Linked DNA regions of Homo sapiens: region 2 is linked to region 1. The links are chromatin loops, found by intact Hi-C in ENCODE. Cell type or tissue: endothelial cell of umbilical vein. All regions are shown on one strand. Each heading gives the region's core, and the rest is flanking DNA. Links, peaks and the distances in the headings are about the cores only.

Evidence for each region. Hi-C counts contacts between places; a loop is a spot of excess contacts. Peaks named below come from ENCODE experiments on the same cell type or tissue, not always from the same donor. Only the 100,000 strongest peaks of a DNase experiment are listed, where the experiment ranks them.
Region 2: a loop joins it to region 1, with 6 times the contacts of the local background. A loop is called at or near these places in 3 of 110 quality-filtered maps.

Annotation. Positions count from the first base shown.
Region 1 is chr3:131,401,516-131,404,434 of GRCh38, reverse strand. It overlaps LOC107986025 (a long non-coding RNA gene), which reads left to right. Exons shown (of 3, transcript XR_001740496.3): 3 at 1-2,662. Among named protein-coding and RNA genes, the nearest start is that of NUDT16, 21 kb to the right of the region's middle. In endothelial cell of umbilical vein, for the core only: no CTCF peak of the experiment used is centred there; a DNase peak (open chromatin) is centred at 1,464; H3K27ac peaks cover 1,084 bases.
Region 2 is chr3:131,349,051-131,351,969 of GRCh38, reverse strand. NEK11 (NIMA related kinase 11) reads right to left here. Exons shown (of 18, transcript NM_024800.5): 18 at 1,505-2,413. The coding sequence ends at 2,194. All of the region lies in intron 2 of NUDT16-DT (NUDT16 divergent transcript), which reads left to right. Among named protein-coding and RNA genes, the nearest start is that of NUDT16-DT, 31 kb to the left of the region's middle. In endothelial cell of umbilical vein, for the core only: no CTCF peak of the experiment used is centred there; no DNase peak of the experiment used is centred there; H3K27ac peaks cover 1,377 bases.

The sequences.
Region 1 (2,919 bases), core at 208-2,707:
ACAAAGAAAAAGAAGATCCCATAATTACGCTGAAAAAATTATTATTTTTATCTTAAGTCACCCCAAAATTTGTATTTAGAAATGGACAAGGTAAACATTTTTATAGGAATTTTTATTTCTTCCTTTAAAGTAACTTGTCAGTATTATACTGTTGGTTATTGGATTTGAGAGAAGACCTTCTCTCTCCAGACCCAAAGCCAGTCATCTTGTGTGCTCTGAAATGGACCAGACTATTTTTAAAAGGGAGAGAAAGAGGTGCCATGAGGTGATAAAAGGGACAAAAAAAGGTAGACTTTGTTTCTATAAAAGTTTTTTGGAACATGATAGCTTTTTTCATGTCAGCCATACTCAGAGATAAGTGGGAAAAACTCCTGTCTAGTTCTCCCACATCTGCCATGAAAGTTACTAGGGTTCTTATAGGCTTTTCTTCTGAATTACTATAGCATATATTTAGGATTATCCCTATTTCATCTGAAAGTTTTTATTTAAATGTACTGCTTGTTTGCACATGTTTGTTTAAGTTTTGCTGAAATCTTAAGTATCATTCTGTGACTTCTTAATTTCTCTTCCTGTGGGGGGTGTTTCTCTTACTTCATAAACTGAAGACAGGGCTTTCCAAAAATGTTCACATCCAAGCACTCATAAAAATTGTATTTGTATCTGAGGTTACTTCAGATCCTGAGTTGTCCTGGGGACTCCAGCCTAACCACCCTGAAAACTGAGGGCACCAATGATGCTGCCATCTGTCACTTTCGTGGTTCACCAGTGTGTGAGGCACTCCTCAGAAAACTCTGGCCTAAGCCCATGGGAAAAATTAAGTTTGATATACCAAAGCAGTCTTTACATACAGTTTTCCAGGGATGGGTCTGCTAAAGCATGCAATATATCAGAAAGGATAGGTTTCATGACAGTGAAGAGAATGGCGGACTAGCCCAGAGGTCTGTTTCAGTGAACTGAAATGGATGAGGAAGCTGAGGCCCAGAGAGATAAGTGACTTGGCCTAGGTCACACAGCCACTTGGCAGCAGGCCAGGCCGAGATTGCCAGGTGAAGAACCCTCTATCATTTAGAAGAGGTTTGGCCTCAAACTTAAGCATTGATATCAAATGCATTTTAGAATCTTGGAGTTTTATTTTTATCTAATAATAGAATTCTGCAAATTATAATCTTGGGATTTACCCAAGCAATTAGTTCAATGATTCTTTTGTAAAGTTTGTAGACACTGGGGTTAAAAAGGAACGAAACAGTACTTTATTTTAAGCAGCTTAATTAATGTCTTTAGCTACTCCATCTATTTATCACTTTATTCTAGAGTGTTTTTGCAATGCCCAATTCTTTGGCAGTGCATAGAGAAACACAGTTATTAATTACTATTATCATAATCACTTCACAAAACAATAAGTACTCATACTTCCTAGGATTGAAAGTTTCACACCAACATTCCTCCAAGATAAGCATCTTTAGAGTAAAATATTCATATGAATCATCAAGAGCTATTATTAAACGCTTTTCAGAGTTTCTGAGTCATTACCTTAAAGATTTAACTTAGGTTTACTTTGAGAGGAAAATGGAAGGCTAGCATTTAATATCTTTTCTTCTCCTGTAAGAAGTGCTGGTTCTTGACTAGGCCTCCGTGGGCGGCCTTCCCTACCACTCTTATGGGGGAAGTAGACTCAGAGGTGCATTGTGTCTATAAGGAACATGTTCAGGCCTCTTCCTCTTTCTGTTAAGGTGGTATACGAGAATGGGCTGCTGGTTCCCTTCCCCTAAATTTACTGCAGATAGCTCCAGAAGCAGATGCAATCAAAGCTCTGAGGAAATTATCAGTGACACCCAAAAGGGTGAGAATGCCCTGGAGAGACAGAAGGCTGTCTAGCGTAGGAGTGTGAGGAATGAGCGGTGGCAGGCTGGGGCAGACAGCTGGGCATGTGCAGCAGGCAGAGGGGATAGTGGAGGAAAGCCTTTGGGTTCTGCCTTTTCCTCTTCACTGCCTGGCTTTAAATGAATCCTTGCTGGTCCCTTTGCAATTGAAACTGGCAGCATCAACGCAGGCTGCTAGTGTTGTCAGGGTGCATAAATGTACTGCAAAAACCCTGTTGGGATGAGGGTTGATGAAAACAGGACTGGCCAGCTGATATTTAACATCCACTCATCCACCTCTTCCACATCAAACTCCCTGGGATGGCAGATTTTAATCTAGGTGACTATTGCCCACAGGAGTTGCCCGGCAGAGTGGTACCAAAAATAGTAGCCTATCGAATTCTGTGGTATCTGGAGCATCCAGCTCTGGGGTTTATTCCTTCTCTGTTCTTAAACTCACATGGAGGGATTCAGCTCCTGCTTAAAACACATTACCAGGCAGGGTAGATTAAAACAGAAACATGATTTCCCAGGGTAATATAACTGTCTCCTAAAGACAACAAACGTTGACTGGAACTTATAGAGCAAGAGCTTAAATAAACAACAAATATAACTTAAAGTGAGAATGTATTAGCAATCTGAAGCAGGAAAAGAATGTTTCAGAGGTATATACATATGTGAACATTTATCAAATTGTACACTTTAAATATGTGCAGTTTATTTTATGCAAAGTATACCACAATGAAGCTGTTAAAAAGAAAACTAACCACTTACTCACAAAATAAAATGCAAATCTAACAATATCACCCTATTTAACACTCTTCAATGGTTTCCCAATTATCTTAGGATAAAATTCAGTCTTTAGAATGTGGCTTGGAAAGCTTGCATGATCTGGTCCCTACTCAATACATCCTTTCCATACCCAAACTCTCAAATAGGAGACCCAGACATCTCAATTTCTTTCGATTCTTGGGTCTGCCTCCAAGCATTTGCATTCTGTTGCTTGTTAGCATTTTTCCCATATTCCACCCCTACACATACATATACACATTTACCTGGA
Region 2 (2,919 bases), core at 107-2,606, 52 kb after region 1:
TAAAAGAGTGCATCATGCAGGAAGCACAGCACCACTGAAAACAAGTTAGTAAGATAAAGAAACTCTCTTAGTTTCCTCAGTCATCAGCAGGAGGCTGAAAAGTGAATAACAGTACTGTGGGCATCAAATTCACCCAGACAGTTCTGAAACAATAGATATGTTTTAGCCCCTTGTCTTCCCAGAGAAGGGAGTGGGGTGGGTCTTGGTATTGACAAAGATTATCTCCTCGACCAAACTTTAGACAGGCTCTTTTGAGCCCTCTTTTTTATGAGGCCTCATTCTTGGCTCTGTCTTCAGCCTGCCAAACCCAGTTTTAGCAAGAATTCTGGTAAAGTCAGTTTATTGAGAATACCCCACATTTGATAGCTGATCACCCTCAGTATCTGATCAAATTCCTCATCACCTGCCCTCAATCTCTGATGACCCTGGCCTTCCTCCAGTGGGAATCTTAAGTCAGTTTAGCAGGAATCTCCCTGCTATGGTGTGAATATTTGCCTGCTCCAAAACTTATGTTGAAATTTGATCCCCAAAGTGGTGATGTTGGGAGGTGGGGCCTAGTGGAAAATGTTTGGATTATGGGGGAGCACCCTGAAAAATAGCTTGCTACTGCTCTGGAGTTCTTGCTCTCTAGGCTGGATTGTTTCTTGAAGGAATGGATTATTTCCCCAAAGGGTGGGTGTTATAATGCCAGGACACCCCTCAGGTTTCTCTGTCTTCCTACTTGTCCACTTCCCCTTCATTGCCGTGTTGTGATGGAACACAACAGCTTTTGCCAGAAGCCAGGGCCATGCCGTTGAACTTCTCAGCCTACAAAACCGTGAGCTACATAAACTTCTTTTCTTTATAAATTACTCAGCTTCTGGTATTCTTTTATGGCAACACTAAACAGATGAATACAACCCCCAACCTTTGAATACTCCTTTTAGAAATTTTCCATCCACCAAGGCCCGTATCCTGCTAATTGGCTATTAATCTCTAGTTTTCTTTGCTTCAGCAAAGAAACTTCAGAGTTGAGCCCAATGCCTCTCCCATATTGCAATATTGTTGATACCTATCAAAATAGTCCTGATTACAGTCTTTTTGCCATTTCAATAAGTGTCAATAATTTTTTCATTAACAGTATATTTAAATGTGTCTATGTTTAAAAAGCTTCACAAGCAAATCTAATATAGTTCCATGGTTGAAAATTCTGATAGACACTGGTTAAGAGTATGGATTCTGGAATGCGACAGACCTAGTTTCAAATGCCAACTCTGCTTCTTGCAGCTGAGTGACTAAGCAAATTACCTAACCTGAGCATCTCTCTTTCTCTGTTGTCTCTCTCTCTCTCTTTCTCTCTCTTTCACTCTATCTCTCTCAAGTTAGTGAAAAGATCCAATGAAGGCCCTTAAACTACTAAGCACAGTACTAGTACCCAACAGGCACCAAATTAACCAAATATTACTGGCTCTAAGTAATAATTATCAAAGGATGGATATGTTACATTCAATAAGAAAGTTTTACATAAGGAAAAGATAAAATAGGTGATTTATTTTGTAACTGTGAAAACTATGTTTATTTTGAATACAAATCTTGAATTATCTATGGATGAGTTTGAAATAAATCATAGAAGAGAATCACTTTTTGGATTTTTAATCCAGGTCCTTGTGTGTGTATGAAATACACACATATCTTCCTTATTAGTCATGGAAGGGCAAAAGTGGACCAAAAACAGGTCAGCTAAGACAGGCATGTCTGGCTTCTGGGCTGTAGCTCAGCATGTTGTAGGCTAGAGTCCAGTGACCTTCACTGGCAGGCTGCCTACAGTCCATGAGACCCTAGGCAGTCAGGCACTGAGCTCTGTCCTCCAGCTGAAAATAATGAAGAGCACACGGCTTCTCCCCGGTCATCGTCAGGGTGACTCAATCCTGCTGGAAGCCCTGAGGGCGCACATGAGAGAAATGCTTTTCAAGGGAGCCAAACTTGATCTATAAGCTTATCTCAGGGTATAGTCCAAATAACACTTATGACTCCAAGCATAGGCAGCCATGCTTACTACTCTCTAAAGAAGCCAGTACTTCTGATGAGGAATTGAAAGTCAAGATGGGAGCTCTGCTTTTGTATCCATTCCCCATAATAGAGTTCAGCTTATATGTTAAATGAATTTTCACATAAATTTGTCCACTTGAACTTCTGCTTCTTTTTGATAGTTGCCTAGAGATGGTTCTGGAGAGTAGGTTCTTTTCCCATCGTGATCAGCAACTGCTCTTCAAAGTACAGGAGCTGGTCCACTTCAAAACAGTCGCTGGCTTGAGGCACCACTTTTTCCAAACACTCGCGGATCTCTGCTTCGCTAGCATTCTGATGCCTTGCTCTCTTGAGGTAATTATAGACCTCTTCAAATACTTCTGTCCCCAGCTTCTGCATGGCTGATCTGTCAAAAAAGTTACAAAAGATTACAAAGAGTTACACATTAAGATCACCTGCAGGAAAATGTGCTTTTAAATCATTGATTTTACAAACATTGTCATTCTGGGATTTAGAAAAAAAGGGGGAAGAAAAGGCACAATATCTCCACCCTAAACATTTAACAGTATTCAACAAATAATGCCTCAATGTCTATTATGTGCCAGGTACCCTTCAAGGAACTGGGAATATAGCAGTAAACAAGTTAGGCAAAGTCCTGCCCTTGTGTGTGTATATATATATAATACACAGATATACACACAGATGTGTTTATATAAACGTATGTATATATACACATATACACATAAGATATCAGATGGTTCTAAGTGCAATGAAGAAAAAGCAGGGTGAGGCGGACAGGAAAATCCTTCTGAGGAAGTGTCATTTGAGCAAAAGCTCTCAGGAAGTAAGACAAATACTAGGGGCAAAAGAATTTTGGCCCTAAGGCTAAAACATATTGGAAAAATAACAAGA